Linked DNA regions of Homo sapiens: region 2 is linked to region 1. The links are chromatin loops, found by intact Hi-C in ENCODE. Cell type or tissue: dorsolateral prefrontal cortex. All regions are shown on one strand.

Region 1 (8,000 bases):
GTGCAGTGGTGCAATCTCAGCTCACTGCAACCTCCACGTCCCAGGTTCAAGTGATTCTCCTGCCTCAGCCTCCCAAGTAGCTGGGATTACAGGCATGCGCCACCATGCCCGGCTGACTTTGTATTTTTAGTAGAGAGGGGGTTTCTCCATGTTGGTCAAGCTGGTCTTCAACTCCCGACCTCAGGTGATCTGCCTGCCTTGGCCTCCCAAAGTGCAGGGATTATAGGTGTGAGCTACCGCGCCTGGCTAATACCACTTCTTTTTTTTTTTTTTTCTTTTTTTTTTTTGAGATGGGGTCTCGCTCTGTCGCCCAGGCTGGAGCGCAGTGGCGTGATCTTGGCTCACTGCAAACTCCGCCTCCCAGGTTCACGCCATTCTCCTGCCTCAGCCTCCCAAGTAGCTGAGACTACAGGCGCCCGCCACCTTGCCCAGCTAATTTTTTGGTACTTTTTTAGTAGAGACGGGGTTTCACTGTGTTAGCCAGGATGGTCTCAATCTCCTGACCTCGTGATCCACCCACCTAGGCCTCCCAAAGTGCTGGGATAACAGTCCTGAGCCATCGCACCTGGCCGCCAGTACCACTTCTTAACTAGCTGTGTCTTCCATTCCATTTTGGATGTTGAGCTAAAAACCTCAATTTGCTGAAGTAAGCAATGGCTTTTCTTTGGACATAAGCCAGAACTTGCCTACTAGATGTTTTGGGTTGGTGATCAAGAGATGATTAGTCGGGTGGAATTTTACCATTCGTGCTTTTTTGTTGTTTTTAAAATTTTTTATTGATACACATATTTATACATATTTATGGGGTAGAAGTGATATTTTATTACATGCAGAGACTGTATAATAATCAAGTCAAGGTGTTTGTGGTGTTCATCACCTCAACAATTTCTCATCACTTTGTGTTAGGATCATGTAAAGTCCTCTCTTCTAGTTATTTGGAATATATACTTTGAAATATGCGATACATTTTTGTTAACTATAGTCACCCTACTCTGCAATGGAACATTAGAACTTATTCCCTTTATCTAATTGCATGTTTGTACCTGTTAATGAATCTCTCTTCGTGCCCCCTCCCCAACACACATTTTTCCTAGCCTCTGGGAACCATCATTCTATTCTCTACCTTTATGACATCAACATTTTTAGCTCCCATATATGTGTGAAAACATGTGATATTTGTCCTTCTGTGTTTACCTTAACATAATAATCTCCAGTTCCAACCATGTTGCTGCAAATGACAGAATTTCATTCTTTTTTATGGCTGAGTAATATTCCATTGTGTATCAGTACCACATTTTCTTTGTCCATTCATTCACTGATGGACACTTAGATGGATTCTGTATCTGGGCTATTGTGAATAGTGCTGCAATAAATATGTGAGTACAGGTATTCCTTTGAAATACTGATTTATTTTCCTTTGGATAAATATTCAGTAGAGAGATTGCTGGATCATATGGTAGTTCTACTTCTAGTTTTTCGAGAAATATCCATACTGTTTTCCATAGAAGATGTACTAATTTACATCCTCTCCAACAGTGTATAAGAGTTCCCTTTTCTCTGCATCCTCCCGAGCATCTGTTATTTTTTATCTTTCTAATAATAGCCATTCTGGCCAGGCATGGTGGCTCACCCCTGTAATCCCAGAACTTTGGGAGGCTGAGGTGGGTGAGCCCAGGAAGTCAAGACCAGCCTATGCAACATGGTGAAACCCTGGCTCTACAAAAACAAACGAACAAAACAAAACCACTGAAATACAGTGGATGAGACACATGATCCACAGAATCCCAGGTCAGACATGAAGGTTATACACCACCAGACTGGCTCTCCATTAGTGGGCATTTCAGAGTCTCTAGGTTAGATGAGAAACATTCTAGATTTTCCACTTCAAAAAAGATGATTGCTCACAAATAGAATGAGTGCTAGCATTTTTGTCCCTCTAGAAACCTTTTTAAAATGTTCACAAGCATTGGGTATTCTGTAATTTTGACTTCACATAAAATTAGTACAGTGATACAGACTTTGTTTTCAAATATGAGGTAGACTTTTAAATTTTGTTTTATTTATTTACTTCTATTTTCATTTTTCTGAGACAGGGTCTCACTCTGTCACTCAGGCTGGAGTGCAGTGGCACCATCATGGCTTACTGCACCCTTGACCTCCTGGGCTCAAGTGATCCTCCCACCACAGCCTCCTGAGTAGCTGGGACAAATGTGCATCAACACACCTGGCTAATTTTGTTAAAATGTTTTGTAGAGATGGGGTTTTCACCATGTTGCCCAGGCTGGTCTCAAACCTCTGGGCTCAAGTGATTCACCCGCCTTGGCCTCCCAATGTGCTGAGATTACAGACGTGAGCCACTGTGCCTGGGTGCATCCATTTTACCAGGGGCATTTGGGGCACTCCGTTTCTACTCCTATAACTCAAATGAGTTTATTTTTAAGCATCACTTTTATCCTTGGTTTTTATATATTATACATATATTTAAGAAAGTTTTTGCCAGGCGCAGTGGCTCATGCCTGTAATCCCAGCACTTTGGGAGGCCGAGGCGGGTGGATCACCTGAGATCAGGAGTTCAAGACCAGCCTGGCTAACATAGTGAAACCCCATCTCTACTAAAACTACAAAACTTAGCTGGGTGTGGTGGTGGGCACCTGTAATCCCAGCTACTCAGGAGGCTGAAGCAGGAGAATCACTTGAACCCAGGAGGCGGAGGTTGCGGTGAGCTGAGATCGCGCCACTGCACTCCAGCCTGGGCAACGGAGCAAGCCTCCATATCAAAAAAAAGAAAAAGAAAAAGAAAAAGAAAAAGTTTTAACTCTCCATAGAATCATCTCCCGTGCCCAGCCTGAGGTAGTTAAGCCAGAAAGTAACATGGAAATTTGCAAGATGCAAACAAACATTAAAAGAGAATCTATAGAAAATAAATATAGAAAATAGGATATATTTTTCTGAGAGAAAAATTATTACTAATATGTTCATTCTTGCTACCAATTTGGTGTTTAATAAATGTGTCTTGAATGAATGTATGGGTAAAAACTAGATTTTTTTCTGAATATGAAAATAAATACCTATATACCTTGTTGTATATAGGTATACAAGCACCTGTATGTCTTGGTCTTCTATCTTTGAGGCTCATTCTAATTTAAGCAGGCCAGGAATAGAATTAAATGCATGGACTGGAAGGCCTAATTCCCAAACTAAATAGAAGTAACTGGACAAGGAAACAGATTTTTGCTTTGATTTGAGGAAAGAGGCATTAAGACCTAGCCTTATATATTTGTGTGTGTGTGTATGTGTATGTGTGTGTAAACATATATATATATATTTTTTTCTTACAGAGAAGTCTGCATGTACCTTTTTGAGTGACTCCCTTGTTTAAAACAACAATATCTGATTAGAGTTAATAATACTAATTGCAATTGTTTATTAAGCACTTATGTGCCAGGCACCATGTAAGAATTTCATACATATGATCTAATTTCGCTTTTCTCTTTCAGCCCTCTGAAAGAGTTGACTTCATCTAGCATACGAAGACATAGATTCTTTTTTTTCTTTTTTTTTGAGACGGAGTCTTGCTCTGTTGCCCAGGCTGGAGTGCAGTGGCATGATCTTGGCTCACTGCAAGCTCTGCCTCCTGGGTTCACGCCATTCTCCTGCCTCAGCCTCCTGAGGAGCTGGGACCACAGGCGCCTGCCACCATGCCAGGCTAATTTTTTGTAGTTTTAGTAGAGACAGGGTTTCACCGTGTTAGCCAGGATGGTCTCCATCTCCTGACCTAGTGATCCGCCCGCCTCGGCCTCCCAAAGTGCTGGGATTGCAGGCGTGAGCCACCGTGCCCGGCAGAAATAGATTCTTGAAGAAGTTAACTTACTAAAGTTTGCCCAGCTAGAAAGTAGTCTAACCTTACTTTGTTGGAGTCCAGGGTTTAGGATCTTAACTGCTTCTCTGCACAGTACTTTCTTTAGGGACAGGAGTTGTCAAAGCAAAGATTTTTTTTTTCACCTGCATCATTAGCCTCAAAGTGAGTGCATCACCACCAGGTGGAGAAGACTATCCTACAAGGATTATTTTCTCACTCAATCCACCAAGTTCAGTCAGTTGGTTTTAATTCAAACTGTAAAAAATATGCCAGAATCAAACATTCTGTCTTCCCACAGGTGTGTGAAAGCAAACAGGTGGCGTCACTGGAAGACATTGGTGACTAGGTGAAATGTCATCCAAGACAATGTTTCATGAAGACAATGTTTCATAAAGACACCGGCTGATTTTGCCAACAATTTCACTTTCCTAACTCTTATCTGATGTCACTATCCTCCCTTCACAGTGGGAATAATACAATGCTTTTTTCATCCAGGGAGGTGGCAGTTTTACTGGTTGTCATTTTATTTATCAAATATGCTGATTGTTCTAACTAATATCTTATAAGCTTCTTTTAAGAAATCTATTACTCAATTTAAAAGATACAGGATAGAATAATGCAATTTATAAAATAACCAAAACATGTCCTTAAATTCCACTATTGTAATAGTAACCATGCTTCTTAAACAATAGTTACTAGTATTCTTATTATCAATGTCTTTTATTTTATCCTGTAGGAAATTATTCACTTGTACAAATAAAATAGAACTACTTGGGATTTTTAAAAATGATCCTTCCCTCCTTCATTTTGGGTAATATTTGAAGAACCACTGTTCAGGAGAAAATACCATTAATTTAGACCAAGAAATGTCCACAAGATTCATGTGGACAAAGGAAACACATAATAAAGAAAACCTAGAGTTTGCAAAACAAATAGAACTTGATAACTGTGGTACCTCTGCCCTGAGCTTCCAGTCTCCTTCCCCCTAACTTTATGAGCAGTGAAAACTTCATATCAAATGTACCCTGGAAGACGTTTTCCAGGAAAAGAAAGCAACCCCCTTGACTAGACAATGAGCAGTTGTCAAGCTGCTAGGGACCGATTTGTTCCTAGATCCAGATGGGGACTGGATCCAGTTCCCATGCAGCTGTGCACAGCAACTGATCTTCTCAGATGTGGAACAATGAGGCTTTCATCAGGACATATCCTATGGTGAGTGCTAGACAGAACTCAAAGGCTGGAGATGGAGAGGGATAGTGTTGAGAGCTGGGGAAGGGTTAAAAAACTCACCCTCTAACCTGAAGAGTCACATTACAGGTTTTCAAACACATTGGTTAGTAGAGAAGGAGGCCAAAATGAAAAACAGAAAATTCTTCATAACCTGGAGTTTCTAAAGTGCAGTGCTCTTCATTTCAAAGTTTATAACGCAATCAGCACTGAACCAATGCTGTTTCATAGAACACTTTAAGATAATTGCTTTGATGAGCCCACAGAACTTATTTAACAACTTGCTGCTGATATCATTATGCTAAAACTTGGGATGCGTATGAAATTTTGGAAGAAAAAAGGAAAATAATAAACCGTCGGATTGGGAAAAGAGATTGAAATCCAGCTATTTCTTCTAAGTTGTGATAGTAAGTAGTCATGATTATTAGATATATCTCTTTCATGCCTCACTTTTTCAGTGCCCTCCTCCCATACTTAGGATACATCGCTAAAGTTGCTAGGAAGACAGGGCTGAATACACAGCCCTGCCCTTGGCATACATGGTCTAATTTCAAGGGATTGCTTTAAATAGAATTCTCTGCTAGAGCTAATCGGTGTCAAATATGAGAAGAAAATTATCCTTTCATAGAAGGGGAAAGTCTGCCTTCGTTCAATGGTGTGCCTGTGCAATGATCGTGCCGTCAGGTTTCACAAAAGCCTCTTTGTACCGAACACTGCTGATGCAATGAATGTGACCACAGTAGAGCCTGTGCCCTCTTTTGTTGCTGAATGTAGACTCCTACAATGCAGTGCCACCTACTTCCCCGGCTTTGTTTTCATAATAACTGGTTTGCATTTTTGGTACTTTAACCAAGTGTTGTAGCCCAGTGCTTTTAAGATCTATGATTAACAGGAATTTTAATATGTTGTATTTTGAATAGGTTTGCCAAGCTCCTGACGGTTTCCCTAATCACCAGGAACTTAAATATCACCAAACTGCTCACAAAGAGCCTCAGCTGCAAAATGCATATCCTGCCAGGTGTAAGGTTTCTGTCTAGACCAATGAGAAGGGCTTGAAGGTCACTGAATTCCCACATGGGGTCATGCACCTTTCCACGTCCTGAAGACACATCAGAAAGGATTTTCACATTTATGCATCCATTCTTTCATTCATTCAACTCCCTAAGTTATTTGGGGCCTTATGTGTGACATCTCTTGCTAGATCCTGAGTGGAGCAGGTTAAGCAGAGAGGGGCAAAAGAGCAGAATCAAAGGTAAAGATTACATCATCTCTGGAAAAAAAACGAGCTCTAGAAGACATTGTGTTAGATCCTACTATTGTGGCAATGTATAATTCCCAAAGAGTATAATTATATTGTAATTGAGTAGGAGAATGTCATTATTCTTGAGAGATATATATTTAGGGGTGAAGTATCATGATGTCTACGACATCAAACAGTTTGGCAAAAAGTATATACATATGTGTGTGTATATGTACACATACAGATTCCACTGTGGTCACGTTTGTTGGATCAGCAGTGTTTGGGTACAAAGAGGATTTTGTAGAACCTGACAGCACGATCATTGCCACTATATGTACATATACACATACACATATGTATATATACACATAAGCACACACACACATATATATAATGTGTATATACTGTGTACATACAGTCATGCCTCTCTTAACAATGAGGATATGTTTTGAGAAATCCATTGTTAGGGCCAGGTGTTTTGAGAAATCCATTGTTACGGTGGCTCACACCTGTAATCCCAGCACTTTGGGAGGCTGAGGAGGGCAGATCACCTGAGGTCAGAAGTTCGAGACCAGCCTGGCCAACATGGAAACTCCGTCTCTACTAAAAATACAAAAATTAGCCAGACATGGTGGTGCACTCCTATAATCCCAGCTACTGGGGAGGCTGAGGCAGGAGAATCGCTTGAACCCAGAAGAGGGAGGTTGCAGTGAGCCAAGATCACGCCACTGCACTCCAGCCTGGGCAACACAGCAAGACTCCGTCTCAAATTAAAAAAAAAAAAATGCATTCTTAGGCAACTTTGTTGTGTAAACATGTTAGAGTACACTTACACAAACCTAGATGGTATAGCCCATGAGGCACCTGTTTCTCTCAGGCTACCAACCTGTACAGCATGGGACTTTACTGAATACTGTAGATAATTGTAACACAACGGTTTTTGTGCATCTAAACATAGAAAAGGTGCAGCAAGGGCTAGGAGCGGTGGCTCATGCCCATAATCCCAACACATTGGGAGGCCAAGGTGAGTGGATCACCTGAGGTCAGGAGTTCGAGACCAGCCTGGCCAACACGGCAAAACTCCGTCTCTACTAAAAATACAAAAACTAGCTGGGTGTGGTGACGGGCACCTGTAATCCCAGCTACTAAGGAGGCCGAGGCAGGAGAATTGCTTGAACCCAGGAGGTGGTTGCAGTAAGCCAAGATCATACCACTGCACTCCAAGCTGGGTGACAAGAGCAAAACTCCATCTCAAAAAAAAAAAAGGTACAGCAAAATCCAGTATACAGTATAAAAGAAAAAAATTGGTACACCTGTGTAGGGCATTTACTCTGACTGGAGCCTGTGGGACTGGCAGTTGCTCTGGGTGAGTCAGTGAGTGAGTGGAGAGTGAGTGTGAAGGCCGAGGATATGACTTTCCGCTCAACACCGTTCACTTAGGCTAGACTAAATTCATTTAAAAAATTTCTTTCTTCAGTAATAAATTGATCTTATCTTACTGTAACTTTTTTACTTTAAAAACTTTTTCATTTTTAAAAAACCTTTGGACTCATTTGTAATAACAAAGCTTATAAGACAAACACATTGTACAGCTGTAACAAATTTTCTTGCTTTAGGTCCTTATTCTATCAATCAGCTTTTTTCTATTTTTAATTTTTTTTTTTTACTCTTAAA
Region 2 (8,000 bases), 86 kb after region 1:
CACAAGAACAGCATCAGGGTAACCACTCCCATGATTCAGTTACCTCCCACTGGTTCCCTCCCACGACATGTGGAGATTATGGGAACTACAATTCAAGGTAAGATTTGGGTGGAGACACAGCCAAACCCTATCACCTCATCTCCATCCCACGCTTTGGGAAGATTACATAGTTAAGGAAGGTAAAGTACACGTGAGTGCTTGTGACTGCATTATTTCCCATTTCTGAGTCACTAGCAGAAAAGTATAGGTTAGAATGAAAACATATGGGGGAGGATGCTTTAACACATTACAGGTAAATTAAAGACAATGTCTTGATCTAGATAGGTAGAGAAGGAAAACTGAGTTGACGACCATCTCATTGGCTTTCCCAGGAGAGACGAAGTCATCTGTCTTAGCTGCTCCTTCTTTGCCTTCTTGCAAATGATAGAAAAATCCCCCATTACTTGGGGTTTTCCCCGTTCCAGGCATCCTGGCAAGTGTTTCCAATGCTTTACTATACTTGCTCCTTGCAGCCACCTCATGCTGAAGTTATTGCTCTGATTTTACACACGAGGAAAGTGAGGGCCAAGTAAGTTAATCAACTTCCATAGCTGTAAAGTGGCCAGGCCTGGATTTGTAGCCAGACTGCCTGACTCTCAGTGCCCTCTCCACAGCGGAAGCTCCAACAACTATGCTGCATTCTGCCTCCCGCCCCCCAACCCCCCCATTACCCCCCCACCCCCAGCCCCCCAACACACAGCAGTGCTTGGCTTCCAGGTGGTCTCGCGTTGCCTGCACATTTCAGAATTTCTCTTGTCTGGTGCTTTGGTTGATCACCTTTCTGCTGACTTTAATAGAGCATGCCAACCCTGTGGTCCCTCCTCAAGTTAGCAAGCAGTGTAAACTTTCTCCCTCAGAGACTTGCAGGCATCTCACTTTTGTGGCATATGCCCATCATCTGCCCACACCTAACCTTCACGGGGGCTGGGAAATGGAGTCTGTCCAGTTCTGTGCTCAGAATGGGGTGGATTTCATTCTCGTCGTAAAAAAGGATGATAAAACACAGAGAAGAAAAGGAGATCAGCCATAATCCTTCTGCCAACATTTAGCCACTAATAATAGATAGTTATAGATATAGTAATAGATTTAGGTATGAATGACATATATGCACACATTATTATTTTACAGTTAAGAATTATACTTCTTTGTGAACTTTTCCCACTCAGTGTATTCTAATATTCTCTAAAGGTCTATACTGGCTGACTTAACCCCTTTGGTACACTGTTGGCTTATAGTCAACATCCCCTATGTATTTAACCCCCTTTGTCTCTCCCATCCTTATACGAATGACTCAGTTTTTACATCCAAGTGGTGCTGAAGGAGACTTCTTCTGGTATTCAGTAAGAAACCTTGCTAATGTTAATGATGGTTACCTACTTTCTCAAATAGCCATGAATTCCTTTCACACAGACTCATAGCCAACACTTTTTCAGTATGTGCCCTTGAGGACTGCCAGAGACTTTGCCAAATGATTGGCTAAATTCAATATCTACTAATCTACCAGTGGCCTGGGAAATAAAGGTAATTTGGATTAGATTATGTCTCCTTGAACCTGTTGTGATTCCTAGTGACAACTGCTTTTTGTCTATGTTTTAAACGCTGGTGCAGTCATTTTCAGGTGATGCATATTGAGCTCATGGGTCAGATGCGGCCTTCTGGAAAATTCCAATAATGTATCCGGATATGGTTTCCTGGCATTTTTCCTATTCTGTATGATTTAAAAATGTCTTTGTGTTTCCGCGATCCCTTTTGCATGTTGCCTTAGTTCACTAGGTTGTGGTTTGTCTGGGACTCATTATCTGGAGAGAAGCCTCCCCCTGCCTTTTATTTATTTATTTTGTTTGAGATGGAGTCTCACTCTGTCGCCCAGGCTGGAGTGCAGTGGCACAATCTCGGCTCACTGCAACCTCTGCCTCCCAGGTTTAAGTGATTCGCCTGCCTCAGCCTCCCGAGTAGCTGGGATTACAGACACCCACCACCACATCCAGCTATTTTTTTTTTTTTGTATTTTTAGTGGAGATGGGGTTTCACCAGGCTGGTTTCGAACTCCTGACCTCAAGTGATCCACCTACCTGGGCCTCCCAAAGTGCTAGGATTACAGGTGTGAGCCACTGCTCCCGGCCTCCCCTTTCCTTTTACTGCTTTAAGCCCTCATCGGGTCACTTGTCTGCCCCCAGAGGTAACCGTGCCAGCCTCTGTGGCCAGATTTCTTTGTGTGAACCTGTTGAAAGAGAATTCCCAGTAGAATTTGGCCTCCTGCACTCCCATCCCTAGGGTGTCTCAAGGTCATGGGGTGAATTTCAGGAAAAAGTAAAGGTTAAACGCTGCTTCTGAGCTCACTGATGGGAAAACACCTGCTGTTTCATTTCATGAGTACCAAAACCCAGAAAAAGGCAATACATCATCTTTACTTTGTCAAGCACACGAGTTCATCATTTTTGGCCTTGATAGTAAGAAACATCTTTTTTTTTTTCGCAGAAATATGGCATAGCAGCAGCTTCCTAGTTCTCTGTTGATTTAGAAACTCTGTAAGTAGCGCTCTGATATGCTCAGAAACAGCATAAGTTCTTTGTCATATTCTTGCCTCATGTAATAAGCCACTGAAGTGGATTTGCTGGAAAGACTCTTTCCGTCACATTCTAGGTACTTGCAAAGCTAAAAGGGAACTAGGCAAAGTATTTTTAAAATGTTTCTCTCCAGCTATTTTCATCGCTGGCCAGATATTTATACCATCTTTCCTCGGCATGACATGAAATTGGCTAATTGCCACGTTAGAAGAGAAAGTGCTGTTTTATTCAAGATGGGAAAGAAGCTGATATGGTTTGTATCTGTGTCCCTGCCCAAGTCTCACGTTGAATTTGTAATCCCCAGCACTGGAGGTGGGACCTGGTGGGAGCTGATTGGATCACGGGGGCGGAGTTCTCATGAATGGTTTAGCACTGTACCCCCTTGGTACCGTATAATGAGTGAGTTCTCTTGAGATTTGGTTGTTTAAAAGTGTGTGGCACCTCCCCCTTCTCTCTCTCTCGCTCTTCCTCCTGCCTTGTAAGATGCCCGCTCCCCCTTTGCCTTCCGCCATGAGTAAAAGCTTCCTGAGGCCTCCCCAGAATCAGAAGCCACTGTGCTTTCTGTACAGCCTGCAGAACCATGAGCCAATTAAACCTCTTTTCTTTATAAATTGTCCAGTCTCAGGTATTTCTTTATAGCAGTGCGAGAATGGACTAATCCAGATGGGTCCCCAAAACGTCTATCTGGAATGAACTTAAGACGTATGTCACACATTTGTCCTCCAGACACACCCCTACATAATTCAGCCACGTTTCTTTTAATCATCAGCCCTCATTCTAAAGTCAGTTAAATTATTTAACAACTCGAGCACTTCTCACCTTCTTCTTCAGAGGATGCCTTGACTATTCTTATTTTGGCGTTTGCATATAAATTTGAGAATCCGCCTAAGTTTCACGAAATTAAAAAGCAATAGCCTCCCTGGGATTTTGATTAGAATCTGTTGTCCCTTTTTACTGATAGAAAAACTGAGGTGCAGAATAGTTAATGTGCCCAAAATAGGGTACCAATACACAACTAATAAGAGACAGGGCAGAGCTGCAAACTTGGGCAGTTGAACTCTCAAGCCCACATGCAACCACCCCACACCAGGCTAGGAAATGGGCCTTGAGGACAGAAGTGGAGCTGAAACTCAAGACCCAAAACAAACCAAGCCTTGTCTGATTTCTCTTTAGGCTCATCTGCTTGGGGTTCCTCTTTACACTTCACCAATGCTATCTGAGACCCTGGTTCATGCATTGCTAGTGAGGGTTTTACGCACGGTAAAATTTCAATTTACCTTGAAATTTTATAAGGAAAAAAGAATTCTTAATTTTTCTTCCTAATGCCCTAATATTGAACTGGACACTGAAGAAGGCAGCATTTAACCCCCTGCATTTCCGATGTCAGCTGGCTTCCTTTTCTTAGTGTAGAATTGGCAAAGCAAAGGATTTGTCAAGTAATTTACAAACTCTAGACCCCAGAAACCTAGTGAAAAACCGAGCTTGGCCTGGCCAGATTGTCTTGACGCTATTAGTGGCTAATCCGGGGACAATGAACAAATTGCATGAATATTCAACATCAAACTGTTACTGCTGCCAAGCTGCAAACCCATGTAAACCCCTCCTATTTATGTGGCTCCCAAAGTCAAGTGCACTGAGCGGGGGCTGCCAGCTTAACGCCTATTCCTCAGTGGGAGCCTGGGAGTGTTGAAACTCAGTAAGGAGTTTTCCAGCCTGGAAATATCTGTGGAAATGCCGTCTGCGAAAGGCCAGAGATGTGATGATTCAGACCCTGCAGGGCCTGGATTTGTGCCAGAGAGTGGAGCTTCTGGGGCCTAGAGAATGGGATGTCTCAGTGGAGCTAAGATGATTTCAGAGAAATCAGGCCGAAAGCTTCTTCCCATTTCCCTCCTATCAGAAATGTATAGGAATCTTGCAGGAATGCAGCCTGCCTTCTGGATAGTCCCAGTAAGTGCAAACATGCCTCCCTGTGACTCTCCATATGCCCGAAACCATCCTCAGAGCCAACCTGCATGACCCAGGAGTGACTGCACTCAAAGCTGTGCTGTCTTCTGCCCTTGGGGGAATTTCTGGGCTGCTCTGCCAAAGGGAGTTGTGAGCCCAAGAGACCTCCCGCCTCACATCTCAGGAGCAGAACACCCCTGACACGTGCAGGAGAAAGAGCTCGGAGTTAAAACTGAGCCCCAAGATCAGTTACCGATTGTGGCAAGCTTAGGCAAGTTGCCCAACCTCACCATTGCCTCAGTTTCTTATTCTGAAAAGTGGGATGATAAGAATACTCGTCTTGTGGGATTCATAGGAGCCTTAAAATGAGATCACATGTGTGAAACTCTTACAGATGCCCCTCAATTTATGATGGGATTACATCCCGATAAACCCATTGCGAATTGAAAATACTGTAGGTCAAAAAGGCATTGCATGCACCTCACCTACCAAACATCATCGTTTAGCCTCGCCTGCCTTAAACATGTTCAGCACATTTACGTTAGCCTACAGTTAGGCCAAATCATCTTACACAAGGCCTATTTTATAACAAAGTGCTGAATAGGCCTTGTAATTTATTGAATACTGTACTGAAAGTGAAAAACAGAAGAGTTGTATGGCCTCGAATTAAAATTTCTCTGAATGGATATTGCTTTTACACCATCGTAAAGCTGGAAATTTTCAGTGGAATCATAAGTCGAGGACCATCTGTATACAGATTGTTCATTATTAAAAAAGATTGTAACAATTTTAGGGCCTCTCAACTATTATTGTTAGAAAGTTTGTCGTAACATTAGACGTCTTCCTGGGGTAGTCTGCCAGGCTCTTCTGCTTCCAGGAAAAGCGAGTCCGCTGCTCACAGCTTTCCTTTTCATCAGAGTATTTGAAACTCCTGCCATTTTCCTCAAAGGAAAGCTTTTATTTCCCAAACTGTAAAGTCATTTCATTATTCTGTTTTGAGCTGGAGACTGATTACAGGACTGTGAGTCTAACTGTATGTATGTGTTGAGTTTCTTTCTGATTTGAGAACACTTAAGGATGTGTGTATCTGTGTGTGTGTGTGTGTGTGTGTGTGTGTGTGTGTGGTGTTTGTGTGTGTGTCTATGTGTCTCTGTGTGTGTGACCAGGGTGTGGTGGGGGTAGTTTTCTTACCTTCCTAGTTATTTGTATTTACTGATAGCCTCAAAGTTGAGCCCTCGTGTACCTTCACTAAATCATTCTACAAATATTTTTTAAAATTAAGTTCCCACCCTGTGCCAGTGATGGCTCTCATGTGCTGGAGAAACAGTGGTGGTTTTCAAGTAAATGCTTCCCTAGTCCCGGTTGCTTGAGGGGTGGCACCCACTCTGGGTATGTCCTCGTCCTTGTCCAGGGCAGGCTTGACTTTAGGGCAGTCCTGCTGGAAGCGAGGGGTGAGCAGGGATCTGGAGGAGGAGAATGAGAGGAGGGAGATGGCGTGGGGCTAGGGGTGAGAGAATGGGGCTCAGGCCGCGATGGCAGCAGGAGGGGAGGCCGGATTTGCGGCCTGTCCTGTGGGCAGCCGTCACTCAAGTGGGACCCAGGGCTCCGTGGCTGGCTCAGCTGCTGCCCAGCTGGGGAGCGGTGAACCCTGGCCGAGTGGCTCCACCTTCCAGGACTCAGTTTCCTCATCTGAAATCAAAGTACCAACCTCAGAGGATATTGGGAGAATTAAAGGAAGGATTATTGTTAAAGGGCTTAGACTATGCTCGACAGGAAGTAAGCACTACATCAATGTTTGCAAAATAAAGATAAATCAACTAACGCACATGAGTTTAACCTCAAGTGTATATTTTTCTTTTCAGAGCACTTTTTTTCTGACTCTAAAAGCACATCGTGTTTTTGCTAACATTTCCTATTTGTTTGTGTTTTAGACGCCTTCCTGAGTCCTGGATCTTTCTTCCTTCTGGAAATCTTTGACTGTGGGTAGTTATTTATTTCTGAATAAGAGCGTCCACGCATCATGGACCTCGCGGGACTGCTGAAGTCTCAGTTCCTGTGCCACCTGGTCTTCTGCTACGTCTTTATTGCCTCAGGGCTAATCATCAACACCATTCAGCTCTTCACTCTCCTCCTCTGGCCCATTAACAAGCAGCTCTTCCGGAAGATCAACTGCAGACTGTCCTATTGCATCTCAAGCCGTAAGATACTTAAGATTCTATATTTTCGTCTCCATTGTGGATGTGTGTATCAGAATTATGGCTCTTGATATGGATTCACTAGGCTTTCGTTGTGTGCCGAGCTGTTTTTTTGTTTTGTTTTTGTTTTAGGTTTGAAATGGCTATTTTGTTCTCAATCCCCCAAAATTATTTTTTGAATGAATAATGCCAGTAGCTCAAAATTCAACAGCCACAGACAGGTATACTATGAAAAGTAAATACGCATTCCATTAGTTTCTTTAGTTCTCCTCAGAACCAATCAGTATTAATGATTTCTTAGTTATCCTTACAGAAATAGTATACATATAGCTCTTATACTTGTAAATGCATGTGCGTCTTTCTGTGTATATATCTATATAGATACATATACATACGTATTTTTTTTTAAAAAACTAAGTGGCAGTATACTATATTGTTTTCTTCCTTGCCTTTTTTCTTCAGCTTTTTATTTTGAGATAATAGATTCACATGAAGCTGTAACAAATAATACTGAGAAATTCTGTACACTCCTTGGCCAGTTTCTCCCTATGGTAGCATCTTGCACCACTGGAATAGCATATTCCAATGAGAAAATTGACATTGATACAATCCACAACCCTACTCCTATTTCTCCACTTTTAAGTACACTCATTTGTGTGTGTGTATGTGTCCGTGTATGTTTGATTATGCTAGGTTATTTCATACATGACTAATTTGACTGGCCTGAGTTTCAACAATTAAAAAGATGAGTGAGTGTATTGGGACATCCAGAAATGCATTTTGCTATTGATATTGATTAGCCTTAAGCCTATACCTATTCTTAAAAGTAGAGAACGCAGTGTGATATTAATAATGATATATATATGTGGGTATGAATATATTTCAAAATATGTGCTTTTTAAAAATTTGTCTATTAAAAACATCAACTAAGATTATGCCAAGAGTCTAAAATTATTGATATATTTTTGATACCCTTTAAAATGATCAAATTTGAATTTGAATCAAGACAATTCAAGCTATGTATAATTATCCAAATGGATTACCACTTATCCAGTCTTATTTGTTAAACTTCAGAATACTAACTTGTAAGGAAGAAAAGTCATAGACATATCTTTATTTATGACTTTTTTCACCAACTCAGAACTTGCAAATAGGCCTGATACTATTTTGGATATAGTTTGAGTGCAAGAGCTTCCATGTCTTGTATTACAATGCTTTATAGAAATATGTCTTGAAAGTGTTCATAAGATCCTAA

Evidence for each region. Hi-C counts contacts between places; a loop is a spot of excess contacts. Peaks named below come from ENCODE experiments on the same cell type or tissue, not always from the same donor. Only the 100,000 strongest peaks of a DNase experiment are listed, where the experiment ranks them.
Region 2: it touches region 1 in a loop (7-fold over the local background); 3 of 110 quality-filtered maps call a loop at or near these places.

What each region holds. Positions count from the first base shown.
Region 1 is chr6:161,316,445-161,324,444 of GRCh38, reverse strand. No RefSeq gene overlaps it. Among named protein-coding and RNA genes, the nearest start is that of AGPAT4, 46 kb to the right of the region's middle. In dorsolateral prefrontal cortex, CTCF peaks have their summits at 4,722 and 4,933; DNase peaks (open chromatin) are centred at 4,994 and 5,794; H3K4me3 peaks cover 1,639 bases; H3K27ac peaks cover 3,197 bases.
Region 2 is chr6:161,230,784-161,238,783 of GRCh38, reverse strand. AGPAT4 (1-acylglycerol-3-phosphate O-acyltransferase 4) reads left to right here. Exons shown (of 9, transcript NM_020133.3): 2 at 6,482-6,748. The coding sequence starts at 6,571. Among named protein-coding and RNA genes, the nearest start is that of AGPAT4, 39 kb to the left of the region's middle. In dorsolateral prefrontal cortex, no CTCF peak of the experiment used is centred here; a DNase peak (open chromatin) is centred at 4,373; H3K27ac peaks cover 4,827 bases.